Regions from separate parts of the Mus musculus genome. Here all the other regions are linked to region 1. A link is a loop called in an ENCODE intact Hi-C map of the cell type or tissue named here. Cell type or tissue: heart. All regions are shown on one strand.

Region 1 (2,500 bases):
TCCTTCTCCTTCTCCTCCTTTCTCCCTTCTCCTTTCTCTTCCTCCTCATCCTCCTTTCTCCCTTCTCCCTTCTCCCTTCTCCTTTCTCCTTTCTCCTTTCTCCTTTCTCCTCCTCCTCCTCCTCCTCCTCCTCTTCATCCTCCTCCTTCTAGATGAAGTGGCTTTAGTGTGTGGAAGATAATTTTGATCCTCACCCTACAGACAACTGGAAGGGCCTATGGGGTTGTTTAAAACAAATTAGGATCCCTGAAGTCCAGAGGAGGGACTAAGACTGATTTCCAGTGTGACAGATGACAGGCAGGGGCTGAAGGAAGGACCACAGGAGTGAACAGCCAGATAACTATTATATCTCTTAAAGATGTTTTCTGTATGGATAAACTGGAATCCATGTTCTAGATTGTTCGGAAAATACCAACCTGAGGTCAGGGGACCTGCAAGTTTCTGTGAACAGCGAGACAGGAAGGATCCAGGGTTAGAACACAGGGATGTTGAAGGTGGGATGTGGGAGGAGAGCGTACAAATCAGCAGACTGGGGGTTACTGGTCCCTGAAAGAGGGGAGGGCCAAGGATGGGAATGTGGAAGATTGTGTGGGCGAGTGGACCAGCCACTTTTTGGGAATACCCCCTTTTCCTTCTGAGCCCTTGTGGAGTTCCTCACCCAGCCCCATGTCTGTGAACCAAGAACTACAATGTCCTGCATGCGATGGGATAACAGGTCCTCTAGGATGTGAGGCCAGAGCCCCGAGCTTAAGTACTAGCACAGTACACAGAGCCACGCACTTGTGCTGGGAGACTGGGACTGAAGGGGTTTGTATATGTGGTAGGAAGAGTCTCACCGTATGTGCAGGAGTGTGTGCTGAGCCATGGCTCAGGCAGGCTTGTGGTTTCTGTCCCCACCACCTGCTGGTTTGTAGGGTGCTCACATCTGACGCCCCTCCCCAGTCTTATGATTGTTGTCTCCATCCTAGAAATGTGTTGCTGCTGAGACAGAGCTGCACTGCAGCCCTCGGGATGTGGTCTCCATGCTTGAGTCTGTCCTAGGAAGGACTTGGCTGGTTTTGCTTTTTAATTCTGTTGTGGGTGAGAGGCTATGGTTGCTAATGAATGGTCTTTTTTTGTGCTTTTCTTCTAGTGCTTACGGTCTCCAATAGCTGCTGCTTGAACACCTTGAAGAAAGAGCTTCCCCTGAAGTTTATCCAGTGTTACAGAAAGATGGGCTCCTCCTGTCCTGATCCCCCAGCTGTGGTGTGAGTGAGCCACTAGCCAGGGGAGAGATAATATTGACGGAATTGAGAATAGTACACACTAGATGGCGCTGTTCCACAAGAAAAGGGAGTCTAAACCCAACCAGGCAATCTAAGGTGTAGAGTGACACTAGGGGGCGTGGGGCTTCCCAGGAAGGGGGGGGGGGTCCTGATTTATTTGCTTGAACCCCAAAGTGCCTATGATTAGATCCCAAGCTATATAGCCAGGAAGAAATGTTTAATAAAAGCACAACAGACAAGGCTGGAGCGTTGGCTCAGTGGGTAGTTTGGCTGCTCAAACACGGTGATTTGAGTTCATATTCCCAGCAGGATGGTGTGAGTTTGTAACCCCAGTGCTAGATGAGGCAGAGGCAGGCATAGCCTGTGTGCTTGCTGGCCCTAACAAAGTTCTGTGGGAGATCTTACCTCGAAATGTAGGACAAACAATCCACTAAGGAAGATTTCATAACCACCGACCCCTGGCCACCACACATGTCTATATACCATGAAACACACACACACACACACACACACACACACACACACACACACACACACACACTATACAAACACACACACCACATATACATATCACACACACCACACAAACACACACCACCCACTACACAAACACACATACCACACCCCCCACATACATCCCCACATACACCCCCTATATCACAGAAACACACATACCACACTAACACACACACATACCCCACACATCTCAGACCCTACAAACACACACACACACACACACACACACACACACACACACACACACAGTAGGCCCCAGGCAGACACACAAATATTCAAACCTGGAGCAAGGAGTTGTTCTAGGATTGGGACGTTTCGTCCTAGCTACACATCAGACTGTCCGCCAGCTCCTGTGCTCTGTACCACAAAGGGAATTCTAGTCTCCACGGTAGGCTTCAGGGGTCCCCATTAATAAGCTTCCAATGTAACACAGGCACGCCAGCTTCAGATCTTGTAAAATTTCTTCATTTACAGAGTCAGGAGTTCAGGGGTCCCTGGTCTCACAGAAGCAGAGAAGACTGTTACAGATTCCAGTGAGTGACCAAGGTCCTTGTCCGTGTCTTCTGTTCACAGATTCAGGCTGAACAAAGGTAGAGAAAGCTGCGCCTCAACTAACAAAACGTGGGTTCAAAATCACCTGAAGAAGGTGAACCCCTGCTAACCGGGGTGAAGATGAGCCACCTTCCCATCCCAGCACCAGAGACTGCAGTTTCCCTCAG
Region 2 (2,500 bases), 130 kb after region 1:
CAGAGACAGAGAGAGTTGTACCAACACACAGATTGTATTTCCTGCAGTATAAATCTTGAATTTGTGGATTTTATTCGTATGTTAAAGGACATCCAGTTCTTTCCTAAACTGTTTTCCTTACAGTGATAACTTGACAGATGCAGACAGAAGCAACCAGCACACCATCAATGCACATTTTTGTAAAGTTTCCCTTTGGAGCGAAGATTTCTGTAGACAGGACCTGACAGCTTTGGTGCTTTGGAACATGGGCCTCCATCTTTCCAACCTCAGGCACCAGCTCGTTCCATCTGCTGTCAGAAGTCTGCTGAATGTTACTTGTTGCAGTTTTATATTTAATTTATTTTACTGTGGGAGGGACAGGGTTTTGCCCTCCCACAGTAAAATATGTATCCCAATGCTATGTAACTCACTGTGTAGCCCAAATGGCCATGAACTTATAGCGATCCTGCATCAGTTTCCTAAATGCTGGAGTATAGCTGTGCATCATCACGATGCACTCCTTTGGGTTTTAATGGGGGCACAGGATCATCACAGTTGTCTGTGTGTTAATCAAGCAAATGACACCCTTTAGGTCTAATCCAGAGATCACAGAAGAAGTCCTGTAATATAGAAAGAAAAAAAATATGAGGAACCCTTAAAGTTTTTCTTAGCAATAATCCCCAGACCTGAAGGGTAACTCCTTAAAGGGCAAAAGGGACATTTTTGCCACCCTACACTCCCAACAAATTTGGTGGCAATAGTTGGGCATCTTTGATGGATATGCTCCCAGATGTAAAATGTGTTCATTTTGTTTTTACTTTTAGTGTCTACATGAGGCTGGTGCCTGCATGGCTCTACTATACCCTCTCACTTAAAGAAACATGTCTGTCAGGTTAGTGACTACTTAAGACAGCTAGTGCTATAACTCATACATTAGTGGTATAACCCATCTAGTCTTTGAATTCCACAGACCACTGATGCTGAGCTAGGGATCACCCTCTGTTTCTGGTCATAATTTTGGATTTCTCTTTAATTATTCTTGCCAAAGGGCCCTGGACATAGATGAAGACAAACAAGATTTAAATTCTTTAAAATGGGGAACTAGGCTGGTAGTGCATCTCACTAGTTGAGTAGAGTGCTTGCCTAGCATGCACTAAGACTTAAATTTGGTCCCCAGTTCTTCAAAAATTGTGTATAGGGGCACGCACCTGTTCCCTCACTCTGGAGATAGAGGCTGAAGGATGAAAATTCAAGATCATTCTTTGCATATTGAATTATAGGACAACATGGGCACTTGGTTTAAAAAAAGACTAGAAAGAAAAAAAGCAAGGAGACCAACAGTGTAAGAAAGAAATGCAAAGAGAAAGAAGAAGAAGAAAAGGAAGAGGAGGAGTTTCTTTGGCCTTGGGCACAGGGAGCTCCTCCTCTCTGAACTGTAATAAAGTCACTGATTCTCTGCTTAACATTGACCTGTATAACCTGTATTCTTTTCTATCTGACGCTACTTTCATGGCTCTAAGATGAAGCATGTGACAGGAAGAGGATAGTTTGGGTGATGCTAGTCTGCCTCCTGGTGGCTGTTTTGGAAAATCTGCTTGTTGCGGAGATGAGGCCTGACACCCCGGAGGCTGCATGAAAGGCAGGAAGCTCTGTTAGATCTGGCTGGAGCATCAGTGCGTGGTCACTGGTGTACTGTTTGTTTGCCACTACGGTGTCCACTCTCTTCTGACACCTTATGTTTCAACCTGAGGCTTTAATGGAGGCTCAGCTGGAAGATCCAGGGATCTCTTAGAATCTTGTGCTGGGGCCATGATCTTCACCTTCCTGCCCTTTCTGATTAACAGAGATGGAACTGTTTGAACACTCATGTGGCTGCCAGATGTGGAAGGGAATTTGCCAGGTCACATTGGCCTGGCATCTCCATTATCAAAGCCAGAGATGTATTTTAATATTCTGGACTGGAGGGACTTGGGGGTCTGTGAGGAGACCAGACAAATAGGAATCTGGTGCAATCAGAGATTGTGTGAAAAGCCACGGCTTTGGAAACCAAAACAGTGCCTGGTAAAGTGGCTAAAGCTGGTGTCAGCTTGTCAGAGACAAAACTGTAGACCTGGCTTTTTCTAGCTTCAGCCTGTCTGTCTTTGACAACTAAGCTCAGTCTAAGCTAATACCCAGGGTTACCATGTCTGGCCCCCTCCCCTCCCTCTGTACCCACACCCTACTTCTTGCCACCCTGTTCACCCCTCCAGCTTAGTTTGTTCCTTTAAAAGACAGCATCAGAGATTGAATTTTGTGCAAAAATACATTTTATATGAAACTTCAGTAGTCATACATTTAAAAACCACACAGTATCATAACATTATGATTTTATCCTAAAAGTTTTTAAATAAAATCTTTGCACTGATTCTTGCAAAGTCCCTTCATAATACAAGAACAAAGTAAAAATGGGGAAAGGGGGAGAATTCTGCAGCTAACACAACGTTAAAGTGACATGAGGTCTCCAGAGCTTTACATTCAAATC
Region 3 (2,500 bases), 180 kb after region 1:
AGGCAGTGTAACTCCTATCTCTTTTGGTCTGAGTCCAGGGACCTTAACATCCTCAACTGACACTCCTACAGACCATCTTGGAGGTGGTCCTTGCACAGACCTTCCAGGGCCTAAGAGAAAGTAAGATGCTGTCACAGACTACCCGTGTAGCTTCCTTTACAGGGAGACCTGCTGGCAACCCAGGTGCCTACCTCTCCACCCCAACAGGGGCCATTCATCCTTCTCCTTCACACCAGCTTGCAACAATCTTTCCCAGAGATGGCTCCCATGGACTCTCAGATTCTTCCCTCCCTCGAGTGGCTTGGAGCCACCAGGAGCCACCTGCTTATAAAATTAGTGGGGCCTGAGAATCTCATAATATGCTCCAATTCACTGGGGCCCAACTCAAACCATCTCTCTAGGACCCCCTCCTTCCAGCCTGGCCACCTCCTTATTCTCACAGAAGCACCCCACTCATGCCAAGGCTGTACCCCAATCTCTCTCCGCGTTTCAAGCCATACTTTCTTCCAAGGCACAGAGAGAGCCCCTTCCCCAACTTCAGGAAGTCCTTGCTGACCCGGGCAGAAATTCTGTGCCAGTCATATGGTGCTTAGTCACCCAAGGCTGCCCTCTGTGGCTTTCTTTTCATTTGGCTTTACAAAGCCACTCGCCTCCACTTTGAGGGCATGTGCTTCTGCAATTAAAGTCTGGCATTTAGGAGATACTCAGCAAGGGCTGCCTGGTCACACAAGTGGAGAGTTACGGGTGTTAGAAGCCTTGGGAGTATCTGATGGATTTTTTTGGAGTTTTTGAAACCCCTGGGAGTCCCAAGGGGCAAGGAGAAAAAGGAGGACATTATTTGGTACCATGGGAGTAGGCATGGGGCTAGAAGTACTGTCTGACACTTCTTCTACAGTCCTAACCCCTACCATCTCACAAACCCCCAATAAGCTCCCTATATCTGTTCAGAGGTTGAATTCCAAGATTGGAAGCCAGACCCTGATTCCAGCAGTGGCTCCAGCTCTGCCAACAGTGGGCTCTTTGCAGGTTTGTTAGCTTCCCACCCAGCTTCCCTACCTTTAAAGCGCATTACAGTCTCTGCCTCGTCTAGTCAGGAAGAGTTAACAAGCAAAAAGCAGGTGAAGTAGAAACTGTTTCCACTCACACCCTGGCACACTACACTCAGGGCATTTGGGGCTTCAGGTCTGGGCAGCATTATAGCGGAAAGATTGGATTTAAACCGTGTCTCTATTACTTAGAGCTCAGCGATGGGAAGCGTGTCCTCCTCAGAGCCTGCTTGTTTAACTTGATGAGAAATCATGCCCATGATGTGGGGTTAAGAGGTAATGAGATACGGCTTATTAAACCTGGAGAGCGGTGCTTGTTGTGTACGGAGGACTTGGGTGAATTCCCATCCTCTTTCATTTAAGTCTCCCTTTTCTGCCAGGCAGGTGTCTGGGCTGACAACAGCCACAACTGGAGGAAAGAGGCAAGGGAAGGCTCTGTGGAGTCTGGGAGCAGAAGTTGGTGGGGCCTTGCTGCCCCCTGGTGGCCTGGATAGGCATGACAGCTCTGTGTGCTCTCCGGTGCCACCTTATGGTAGAAGAGATTAGTTACAGAAGAGCTTTCTAGAGATCTCAAGGAGGAAGAATTCACATTTGGCTGGTCTTGCTTCTTTTTTATTACACATAATACCTTGATTACTCTTCTTTTGCACATCTCTTTAAAATATCTGATTCTTTCCCTAAAAATAAATCATAAAAGTGGAGTTTCCTAGCTTCTCTCTCTCTCTCTCCCTCCTTCCCTCCCTCCCTCCCCCCACCCCCGTGCGCATGCGTACATGCATGTGTATATACTAACATCTCTCAGAAATAAAGTACCAGTTAATATCCCCATCATTTTATCTCATCTTCACCAACATTGAATGGTGTCTTAGTTTCGTTTTCTACTGCAGTGGTAAAGAATCCTGACCAAAAGACAATAGAGAAGAAGAGTTTATTGGCCAATGATTCCAAGTTACAGCTCACAATTGCAGAGAAATTAAGGCAGGAACTTAGGCATGACATCCACAGGCCAAAAAAAAAAAAAAAAAACCAAAAAAAAAAAAAAAAAAACAGAGAGCCAAGTATGCCCTTCATGTCTGCTTGCTAGGTTACTCACAGGCTGCTAGCTTTCTTCATCCTTACACAGTTCATGTCTCAGCCCATGAAATAATGCCACCCACAACAGGCTGAGTCTTCCTACATCACTTAGCAATCAAATAAGTCCCCCCCCACAGGGATGCCCAGTGGCCATTGTGATTTAGATAGTTCCTCAATTAAGATGTTTCTCAGGTGCTTCTAGTTTTGTCAAATTGAGTGTGTGCATTGTTGAATATAACCTTTCAGTGTTCCTGTCCCTTGCCATATAATATTCTGCTCTGAGAGTGTACTATGGTTTCCTTCCTCATGTTACTGTTGATCTGTGTCTACATTGCTTCCGAGTTTGGAGCTGTTATAAATAATGCTGCCACAAATATTTT

Evidence for each region. Hi-C counts contacts between places; a loop is a spot of excess contacts. Peaks named below come from ENCODE experiments on the same cell type or tissue, not always from the same donor. Only the 100,000 strongest peaks of a DNase experiment are listed, where the experiment ranks them.
Region 2: a loop joins it to region 1, with 7 times the contacts of the local background. A loop is called at or near these places in 34 of 42 quality-filtered maps.
Region 3: it touches region 1 in a loop (11-fold over the local background); 39 of 42 quality-filtered maps call a loop at or near these places.

What each region holds. Positions count from the first base shown.
Region 1 is chr11:82,176,766-82,179,265 of GRCm38, reverse strand. Ccl1 (chemokine (C-C motif) ligand 1) reads left to right here. Exons shown (of 3, transcript NM_011329.3): 2 at 1,133-1,247; 3 at 2,355-2,500. The coding sequence ends at 2,442. Among named protein-coding and RNA genes, the nearest start is that of Ccl1, 1.8 kb to the left of the region's middle. In heart, a CTCF peak has its summit at 1,326 (motif pointing right); a DNase peak (open chromatin) is centred at 1,315; H3K27me3 peaks cover 912 bases.
Region 2 is chr11:82,047,293-82,049,792 of GRCm38, reverse strand. It overlaps Ccl7 (chemokine (C-C motif) ligand 7), which reads right to left. Exons shown (of 3, transcript NM_013654.3): 3 at 2,268-2,500. Among named protein-coding and RNA genes, the nearest start is that of Ccl7, 2.8 kb to the right of the region's middle. In heart, a CTCF peak has its summit at 1,553 (motif pointing left); a DNase peak (open chromatin) is centred at 1,582.
Region 3 is chr11:81,995,386-81,997,885 of GRCm38, reverse strand. Gm11419 (a long non-coding RNA gene) reads right to left here. Exons shown (of 6, transcript XR_003949730.1): 6 at 2,106-2,500. Among named protein-coding and RNA genes, the nearest start is that of Gm31522, 9.5 kb to the right of the region's middle. In heart, a CTCF peak has its summit at 1,540 (motif pointing left); a DNase peak (open chromatin) is centred at 1,475; H3K27me3 peaks cover 622 bases.